Regions from separate parts of the Homo sapiens genome. Here region 1 is linked to region 2. Evidence: chromatin contacts called from ENCODE Hi-C or POLR2A ChIA-PET data. All regions are on one chromosome and are shown on one strand. The core of a region is the stretch at or near the end of the contact, and the rest is flanking DNA. Distances in the headings are between cores, read along the strand shown. Region 1 overlaps IFFO2 (intermediate filament family orphan 2). Region 2 holds the start of CAPZB (capping actin protein of muscle Z-line subunit beta).

Region 1 (5,116 bases), core at 2,311-4,810, 560 kb before region 2:
CTCCCTTGGACGCAGGCACCCAGGGGCACCTCCCCGACACTCCCCATTCCCCAGAGGGGCCCTTGGGAATGAGGCCCAGCACCCCTCACTTCTCCTTTGAGCAACCATCTCATGAGGAAGGCGAGGCAGGGGCCAATAGAACCCTTGTACAGACGGAGAAAACGAGGACCAGAGAGGGAATGAGACTTGCCCCAAATCCACCCAAGGTGACAGCAGGAGCCCAGATCTTTGGCTTTCCAGACACAATAACAGCAACAGCACCAGCAACCATTAACTGGGGGGTACGTTCTGGGCCCCACACACCCGGCTCACTGCCTTGGACACACACATCACTGGCTTGAATGTGAATTATTAACCCTCTTGGGGAAAGAATTTCTAACTAAGCCCATCTTGCAGATGAGGGAGCTGAGGTTCAAAGAGGTAAAGTAACTTGTCTAAGGTCACAGAGCTAGCAAGCAGGGAGCTGGGACTCAAAGCTAGTCCAGTCTCTAAAGCAGCGTGTCTCAGCCTAGAATGTGCATACCAATCACCTGGGCATCTTATTAACATGCAGAAGCTGGTTCCGCAGGCGAGGGCTGGGGCAGACAGCTCCCCAGTGATGCTGGGCTACAGATGGCACTGAGTGGCCAGGCTCTGAAGACCACACAACCCAGCCCCTCCACCTCACCTCTCCCTTCCTGCCCCGAGTTCTGCACCCTCCCAACCCCACATCTCAATCGTGTTTCCTGACTGCACATACCACACCCCCAGGATGAGCTTGCACAAATGATTTCACGGGCTTTTTATTTCCAAAGCCAGACGGGGGAGGCAGCCGGCTGGCCTGCTCCCAGGAGGTTGAGGACAGACCCCGCATGTGGACAGCAGCTGGCTTGACTGAAGAGCCTGTCGCCCGCCCTGACATCCCTCCCGGCGGTGGTGGAGAAAACCTGGCTCCGCCAGCTCCAGTGTTGACAATGCAGAAAAGCTCTGTCCTTGGATCGTTCTGAGGACTGGCATGAAGGGCCAGGTGGGCGATGTGTTTCTTACGGCACTCCAGACACCTGTATTCCCTGCCCACCCACCCAGAGCCAGGGAGCACTCAGCTTAACTGAGAACTGGTGAACCAAGTTGCTGGCACAGAGATTTCAACACCAGCTTCCCAAGCACAACCCTCCCTCTTCCCTGGGTCTGCCCACAAGAGTAAGGTTTCAGTGGGGAGGGTGTTTCAGGCAGAGGGACCAACAGAAACAAAGAGGGCAGCAGGAAGGGACAGGCCAGGCGCTGTCTGCCACCAAGAGGCGGGTGCACCTACTTTGGATCAGCGGTTTGCAGACATCGTTTCCTTTCAGCCTGCACCATCCCCTCTCCCAGCCCCAGCCCATGGCTGAGCAAACGACTTGCCCAAAGACTGCCTAGGAAGTGGCAGCGCCTGGATTCGAACCCAGGTCTGACAGAATCCTACGCCCGGGCCCTTTAAGGCTGAAAGGGGAAGGAAGGCTGGAGTGAACATAAAGAGATCACTTTTGGGGCACAAAGGCCATTTTCCTCGAGTCTCCCTCAGCAGTCCAGGAGCTGTTCTGTTGGCTGGGGAGGGGTCCTTTCTGGTCTTTTGAAGACTCCAGAATATTGACAGGCCTGCCACTGGCAGAAAATGAGGTGACAAACACATCCCAGTGCTCTCTGCAGGGCCTTTCCATAGATCCCCTCCATCATACTGCACATGCACTGGGCTGGAAAGCTACCCTGTCCCCACTTTACAAGTGGGAAAATGAAGACCCAGGGCCTATGGACAACTCCAGCCACGGCTGACACGGCCTGAATCACTGAGAGCCGCCCCTGCCCACCCTGACCCAACAGCTCATAAAACTTCCAAATCCTTCTCTTTTCTAGCGCTGGATGAGAGAAGGGACATTTATTGATTACCTTCTCGGTGGTATCCACCACATTAGGCACTCATACTTCCCTCTATAAAATCCCGCTGAGCCCTCCCCTGGGGATCATCCCCATGTTGCAGATGAGGCTCAGAGGTCAGGTAACTCATTTCCCCTCTTCCTCTCTCCTCCTCAGCCTCCTGAAACCCTAGCCATTCTCCCAGGCTTGTCTCAAATGTCATCTCTTCCCCAAGCCTCACATCCACTTCCATTGTTTGCCCCACAGCTTAAAGCAGTGGAGGCCCCAGGATCTCCTCTTCCCCAGTGGCATGGTTGTGGGATCCCACGGCACACAGCTCTTGCCCAAAGGAGCCAGTCCCGTGACGCCAGGGCCAGTGATGGCTCCATTGTGTGGTCACCGCCACTTCCACCTTCCCCACCGCCACCGGGGGCTGGCACTCATCTCGGGAGGTCTCAGGCACAGAGATGGGGCAAAGAGGAAGCAAGAGGCAAGTTCCCTGGTCTAGGTGGGAAAACAGGCACAGGAGCCGGGTCTCAGGTCGGGGGTCCAGTCCTTCTGCAGGCCCAGAGAGCTGGTTATGATGATCATTCCTGTGCTTGCTACTGTATTCCCTGCACCTCAAACTGGCTGGGCACTTGCTAAGGAGTCAGACATTTATCGAATGGATTGGTTGGATGGATGGATGGATGGATGGATTGGTTGGATGGATGGATGGATTGGTTGGATGGATGGATGGATGGATGGATGGATGGATGGATGGATGGATTGGTTGGATGGATGGATGGATGGATGGATGGATGGATGGATTGGATGGATTGGTTGGATGGATGGATGGATGGATGGATGGTTGGATGGATGGATGGATGGATTGGTTGGATGGATGGATGGATGGATGGATGGATGGATGGATGGATTGGTTGGATGGATGGATGGATGGATGGATGGATGGATGGATGGATGGATGGATTGGTTGGATGGATGGATGGATGGATGGATGGATGGATGGATGGATGGATTGGTTGGATGGATAGATGGATGGATGGATGGATGGATGGATGGATGGATCCAAAGCTGCACTTACTCCTCAGTGCCCTGATGGCCCTCGCCTCCAGACAGAACTCCTTTCCCCCAGAGCATCCTTAGACTGAACATCCCAGCCCAGGGGCTCACAGGAGGCAAATTCCCAGCATAGCCCCTGCACTCAGCTTCATCCATTCGGCTCCAGAGCCTCTCCTGGGAGAGGCCAGGCCAGGCCAGGGGGAGGGATGGCCAGGGCAGGAAGCAGGCAGGAGAAGGAGAAACCTTCCCTTTCCCACTTCCCACAGCCCTGGGCCAGGGAGGGGAGGCAGGGATGTCAGAACAAAGAGTGCAGGGAGAGGAAATGACTCCACAAAAGCACAAAGCAGCTGAGATCAGGGGCCTCGGCCACCATCTTAGCAGAACAAGCACTCTCTGAGGCTGGTGGCCAGGAGGGAGAGGTGGCAGCACCACCCCAGCCAGATGTGGTCTCTCCGCATTCCTGAGGAGCCACCACTGGAACCACGTGAGGGACGAGAAGTCTCTGCTGGCCTCTGGGGAAAAGGGGTGGGCAGATTCTATGCCAGTCCCCACCCCCACCCCACTCAGGGCCAGTGCCTCCCCCTCTCCCGTCAGCTCAAGATGACACACAGACCCGCAGGAAAGGGACCGACAAGCCTGCCCTACAGAGGGGCGGAAACCCAAGCTGAAGTCACCAGCAGAGGGGCTGACTCACAGATTTTTCACTTCCTGTGCAGTCAGAAAAAGAGGCTCGAGGCTCCCGCTCAGGAGGAAAGTAGGTGCAGGCCCAGCAAAACAATGAAGCCCTCCAGGGACGAACCTGGGGCTCCTGGAGTGAGCATCCCAAGACACCAGGGCAGCAAGAGACGGGTTCAAATCCTGCCCCATCACTTCCCAGTTGCGTGATCTTGAGCAAGTCAGTTACCCTCTCTGGGCCTCAGTTGTCCCCTCTGTGAGTTGGGAAACCAGCCACCCCCTTTCGAAGGTGGCTGTGAGAACTACAGGAAGGGGATGGTGTGGGTAAAAGCACCCTGGCATCCAGCAGACCATGGGTGTTCAGCAGCTCCACGTCAACGGCACAGCGCATGGCTGCCTCCCACCTCCAGAGTTGGGAGGGAGGTGTGGAAATGGCCCACACCTTGCGGGAAGGCGAGCGGCCGGCACGCCTAGGCCGACTCACTCAGGTGAAGGGAAATGAGCTCAGGTGAGGCTGGGCTGGAGCCCTCAGTGGAAGACTTCATTCTGGGCCAAGCGTGGGCCTGGCCTCTGGCAGAGGGCAGGTGGGGGCAGAGAGCAGCTTCCTTCCCGGCGGGTGGAGGGCTGGCACCTTCTCAGCTCCACCCTGGCCTCGGGGAGCTCACCCCACTGCAGCAGGGCTGGATGCAGGTGGCCAGGGAGCTGTGCTGGAGCCCGGCTGCTCAAACCACAGATTTGGCCCAGCCAATGCCCCTCAGCTCTGCGCTGCCCTAGCTCCTGTGTTTGCCCACCTGCAGATGCACAGAGGCATCCTCACAGCAGAGCCAGGGCCAAGCCTGGGGGCCCCAATCAGCTGTTCTTCTCTAAAATAATATCTGAGCTGGAAGAAGAGGCTGCAGGCACAGTGGTAGACCAGGGGAGCCCTTTCTGCAAATGCAGTTTTGCAGAAGCTGATGGATTGGGAAGACCAGAGCAGGCTCCCCGGTGGGGTCAGGGCTGCGTGCCCCCAACAGCCTCCACTTGCTTCTTCTGAGCCCTTCTAGAGAACCTGAAAACCACAACCGAGTCAACTTCCTCCTTGCACACCATCCCCCTCGAATACCACAGACAATTCATATTTAAGGCAGAAAGAAAATCCGATAAGGGAGTGGGAGTGGGGCAGGGCTGGGAATACAATGTGGAAATCCCGCCACCACTGCTAACACAGGGCTCACCTCCTGGGCAGCTCAGCACTGATGCACGTGTGGATGCCTTGCCTCCTGACTTTCTCTCCCACATGGCACGCTGCAAGCCCGTCTTCTCCCCCGAAAATGGACAGCCAATAAGCTCTAGCCCCTGCGCATGAAAGAGGCCCCCTCCTGCCTGCCCCAAGCCCCACCCCCTGGGGACACCTGGCACCACCTCTTGTGGCCTCCCGGCTCCCATCTCCATGGAGCCCCTGATCCCAAGGAAAGGCTGTCTCGCAGACGTGCCCATCAGAGCCCGGCTGCCCAGCTGTACTCTCCAGCTC
Region 2 (4,917 bases), core at 1,287-3,786:
AAAGAGAACATTCCAAGTGGTTTCTTCCAACGCCAGGTGCTGTTCTAGGCCCCACGGATACAGCTGCGGAAAACACAAGACACAAATCTCTGCCCTCCAAGAGCTCATTCTGGCCCATGCTAAATATGCCTGTATCACCATACAGCTATTTCACTATAAACATGATTTCCTATACAAAGGATCTAAAATACAATACATGGGCAATAAATACTGCTCCTCCCCCCTTGCCATGTTTGAATATCCCATTTTATGTTTTTCAAACGGTATCATTAAACCTTCTGACATACAAGCAGCTTGGTACAATGGGAAGAACAGTTTAGAGCCTGCCAGATGGGCTTCCACTGACCAACAGTGGTTCCTCCACTGGCTGAGCAACACCCTGAATAAGTCACTCCACCTCCTGAGCCTCAGCTGCCTCATCTATAAAATGGGGACAGCCCCAGAAGGGCTTCCTGTGGATGAAAACAGCTTGTACAGGTGAAGCACACCACAGTGACTGGCAGACAGTTCCTCCACCCTTTCCAGCCTTTTCAGATGAGAGCTGAGTACAAGACTCCTGAGAAGCTTCAGGTGTCATGTGCTCCTCCTGGGGGACTGAGGCACTTTCCCATCACCTGGCGAGAATCGCTGCTTCCTGCCTTATACTTTGTCCTGAGTGCACACTCAGGAAACTTCAGCCCACTTTCAAAGTCCTCACCCACCACTGCCCTGGAGAAGTCGTTCTCCATCAAGGCCTGGGGCCAGGCCCACCTCCCCAAACAAGGAGTTTTCAGCCAAAGTTACTGGACAAATCCGAAGGCCTTAAAAGTGGCATTGCCCATGTTTTTAATCAGCATACAGGAAGGCATCAAAAGAAAGCTTAACCCATCTCAACTACTCACCCTCGTTCAGCAGCAACATCCCTTGACTAAACAAGGAACCATGGTCCTCAAAACACTTTGAGGCCCAAAGTCCACATACAAACATGCTCCAAAAATCCCTTGATCCTGTCAGGAAGAAGTTCTCTGGCCCTTCCAACCTAAGTGCTGGGCCTGTCCTGCAGAAGGGTCAAGTGGCAGGAGGGCAGGTCTATCTGTGGGGGCCTATGTGAAACCCCAGGTTCCTCAAAAGTCTGGATAGCATCTGCCTTCTTTACCAAAACAAACACCACGAGCGGAGCCAGCACTCTCCCTAGGCGTTCTGCTCACCTGATCCGAGGGACTTCCATAATCAGCAGTTCCAACCCTTGCAAGCTGACAGTTCAGAGGGAAGGGGAGGCTGCGCCTGCTTGGGTGCATCGTGTCCAGGCCATATGCTGGATCCAGGGCCTGGTGGCCCCCCAAGGCCACGGCCTCACAAGGGCGATTGTGCGTTCATCCTTGTCCTGTGGGCCACCCATCCTCGCCCCTCGGCTCCCACTCAGGCCCGGGCGCCGTGGACCCCGGCCTGCCCTGCAGAATGCTTCGCACGCACAGCACCCACGGCGGCAGCCTCGAGAAGGGCCCGCAGAGCAGCGCGCTGCCTTCTGGGCACACCGATGCCCGCCCTTCCCTCGCTGGCTCCTAGGCGGCCTCCCTAGAAGCGGCAACTGAGAAGGCACAGCACCGGGACCACCCCATCCCTGATGGAGAGCTCCCCTCGCTCCCCAAAGGCTGCAAAGAAGGCGCGCCCCAGGTACAGGGAAGGGGACCCTGGGTCGTGCACCAGGCAGGGGGCAGGACCCTGATGAGAGGCTCAGGGCGGGGACCGAGCGGGGCTGACGCAGGTTACGCTAGGAGTGGCGAAAAGTCCAGGGAAGGGGATCATGGTGGGGAGGGGGCAGTGAGGTCCAGACGGGGGCCATGGGCGGAGAAGAGGAGGTCCAGATTTAAGTTCACAGAGAGAAGAGGAGATTCAGGCTGAGGCCACGGAGAAGAGGGGAAGCAAACCTAGGCCGCTGCAGAAGGGGCTGACCGGGGTCCAGCCTGAGGCCATGGAGAAGGCAAAGGGGGAGGGACAGAGGGAGGCAGCGGCCTAGCCTGGGCCATGGCAGGGAGAAACGACGGCCTAGCCTGGGCCGGAGAGACGGGGGAAAGCAGACCTAGCCCTAGACCGGGGGAGGAAGGGGGCCCACGCCAGGGTCACCGAGGGGGTGCCTGGCTGGGGACACGGTTCGGGAGGGAGGGTCTAGCCTGGGCTATGGGAGAGACCAGCCTGAACACAGAGGTAGTGAGTGGGACTCCAGCTTGCGCCAAGGGCGGGGGCTGGGAGCGGGGGCAGGGTCACTGCCACCCAAGTCGTCCGCGCCGGCGGCACCCTCCTGGGCGGGGAGGGACCGGGTCCACCCAGGGTCCGGGACCCCGCCCCTCCCCCACCCCGGGAAGCCACCCGTCCCAGGCCAGGGATGGGCAGGGGGAGGGGGACGCGAGCTCCGGAGGGGCCCCCGGGCCGGGGAGGGGGCCGTGCGGCCTTTACCATGGTGGCGGCGGCGGCGGCGGTCCCGGTCCCGGCGTCAGTGGCTCTCCCCCCCGCAGCAGGGCCCGGCGCTTCCACTTCCCCGGGTGCCCAGGAGTGAACATCCGGGTCAGCACCCCCCTCCCCCCGCGCCGGGCCGCCGCCACCTTCCTTCCCCGCCCCGGCCCGGCCCGGGCCCGCCCCCCACGCCGCCAGCTCGCGGCCAATGAGCGCGCGGGGCTGCGGCGATCGCCAAGTATGGAGAGCGGCGCGAGAGGCGGGCGCCGACGGGGTGCGGGGGCGGGGCCTGCGAGGCGGGGCGGGGCGCGGCGCTGCGCGGCGCGGCTGCCGGGAGTCCCCGGCACGGGTTGCGGGCCGGGGCGGAAAGGTCTCCTGGCTGTCTGAGGTCCAGTCCCCGACTCTGGGCCTGCAGCAGCGAGTGGCGGCGAGGGAACCGCACCCCACAGTCCCCGCGGGCGGGGATGCGGAAGGCACCGCGGCTGGGAGGGGACCGGCCCTCCGCGCCCCACCCCGTGCACGCGCTCACTCCTGCGGCGCACCCGGAACTGCCGCCGAGCGCGGACCGGCCCGGCCCAGCCCAACCCAGCCCAACCCAGCACTGGGGGAGCGCGCCGGGAGCGGGGCAGGAGCCCAGCGCTGCCGCTCGCTACGGCAGGATCTGGAGCGCCGCGCTGCACCTGAGCCCGGGCACGAATTGAGGAGCCTCGGGCTGACGCCATTTATTCAGCACCTACTATGTGCCAGGCCTTGTTTAGGCACCGGAAGATAACAGATAAGACATAAAGATCCCTGCCGGTATAGCTGCAGACAGAATATCTGTGAGGATGACACAGGTAGAGATTAGAAAATTAAGTTCAACAGGTCGGCCGCGGTGGCTCACGCCTGTAATCCCAGCACTTTGGAAGGCCGAGGCGGGCCAAGGTCAAGAGATCGAGACCATCCTGGCCAACATGGTGAAACCCCGTTTCTACTAAAAATACAAAAATTAGCTGGGCGTGGTGGTTCGCTCCTATAGTCCCAGCTACTCGGGAGGCTGAGGCAGGAGAATCGTTTGAACCCGGGGGCAGAGGTTGCAGTGAGCCAAGATCGCGCCACTGCACCCCAGCCTGGCGACAGAGCAAGACTCTGTCTCAAAAGAAAAAAAATTAAGTTCAACAAATGCTAGCTGTTATGAGTACTGTTGAATGTGCTACAGAGAACCATTCCATTAGCCCAGAAGGGCTTCCTCGCTCCACAAAGTGACTCAAGTTTCTCTCTCCCAATCTCTCTCTCTCTCTCTCAATCAAATATTTGTTAAGCTTAGTCTAGGTAGCAGGAGAGATCTGGATTGCTAACAATATCTGCCTCCGTGGCCTGTTTGCTTTGGTTAAATCAAATTAGGCGATCTGTGAGGGGATGGTAAACTGCACAGATGACAGGAATTGTTTCCCTGAGCCAGGCCCTGTCCTCAGGGAGCTCATAGACAAGTCGAAGCTTTCACAGGTAGCCACTGGCAGAAAAAGCATACGGGTAAGTCTCGCAAGAATGGTATTGGATGAGTATTACAGAAATTCAAGGAAGAGAATGGCACACGCAGTAGATACTTATTGAGCATCTGCTATGTGCCAAGCACTGTGCTAGGCTCTGGAAATAGAGCAATGAGCAAAATAACCCACATGGTTGTGGAGCTTGAGTGTTGTCAGGGAGACAGTCGGCCACCAGGCAAATACAGTGTCCAAGGCCAGGCACAGTGGCTCACGCCTGTAATCTCAGCACTTTGGGAGGCCGAGGTGGGCAATCGCTTGAAGTCAGGAGTTCCAGATCAGCCTGGCTAACATGGCGAAACCCCGTCTACTAAAAATACACAAAGTTAGCCGAGGCCGGGCGCAGTGGCTCACGCCTGTAATCCTAGCACTTTGGGAGGCCGAGGTGGGCGGATCACGGGGTCAGGAGATCGAGACCATCTTGGCTAACACGGTGAAACTCCGTCTCTACTAAAAATAAAAAAATTAGCTGGGCGGGATGACGGGCGCCTGTAGTCCCAGCTACTCGGGAGGCTGAGGCAGGAGAATGGCGTGAACCCGGGAGGCGGAGCTTGCAGTGAGCCGAGATCGCGCCACTGCACTCCAGCCTGGGCGACAGAGAGAGACTTCGTCTCAAAAATAAAATAGTAATAATAATAATACAGTGTCGGGTAGTGATTAGAGATAATGAGAAAAATTCAAGCAAACAGGTAGGCAGGCAAGGCCTAACTTAGCAATATTTGATCATATAGCTGAAGGGAAGGAGGGAGCAAGCCGTGTGGATAGCAGAGGCACAAGGAGCAGCAAGGGTAAAAACCCTGAAGGTGACAGTGCTGCATCAGCACTGGTGTGTTTTCAAGGGCCAGACAGGAGGCCAGTGTGGCTAGCCTAGGTCGAGCAGGAGCTGAAGGACAGGGCAATGACAAGATTTGACCTAGGCTTTAAAAGGATCATGAGGCTGCTGTGTTCTGAATGGACTGTA

Evidence for each region. Hi-C counts contacts between places; a loop is a spot of excess contacts on that map. ChIA-PET counts read pairs that join two places held with the same protein, here RNA polymerase II (POLR2A). Pooled maps may share reads with other maps.
Region 1: a pooled map shows a loop between it and region 2 (6-fold over the local background). The contact joins the enhancer-like site here to the promoter of CAPZB in region 2. A Hi-C loop is called at or near these places in 4 of 50 pooled maps. POLR2A ChIA-PET finds 5 or more read pairs at or near these places in 4 of 52 experiments (Caco-2, activated CD4-positive, alpha-beta memory T cell, endothelial cell of umbilical vein and 1 more).

Annotation. Positions count from the first base shown.
Region 1 is chr1:18,923,216-18,928,331 of GRCh38, forward strand. All of the region lies in intron 1 of IFFO2 (intermediate filament family orphan 2), which reads right to left. Among named protein-coding and RNA genes, the nearest start is that of ALDH4A1, 23 kb to the left of the region's middle. RefSeq lists enhancers at 3,415-3,634, 3,660-4,286, 3,915-4,034, 4,535-4,624, 4,955-5,004. Within about 2 kb of position 3,561, at least 34 of the 41 ENCODE cell types and tissues checked have a DNase peak (open chromatin) inside an H3K27ac peak, as active enhancers do; they include endothelial cell of umbilical vein, where a contact is called at or near this core.
Region 2 is chr1:19,483,003-19,487,919 of GRCh38, forward strand. CAPZB (capping actin protein of muscle Z-line subunit beta) reads right to left here and starts at 2,537. Exons shown (of 9, transcript NM_004930.5): 1 at 2,434-2,537. The coding sequence starts at 2,436. It also overlaps a transcript of LOC105376819 not described here. RefSeq lists enhancers at 814-1,322, 1,323-1,830, 1,831-2,339, 4,373-4,880 and silencers at 2,244-2,353, 2,384-3,113.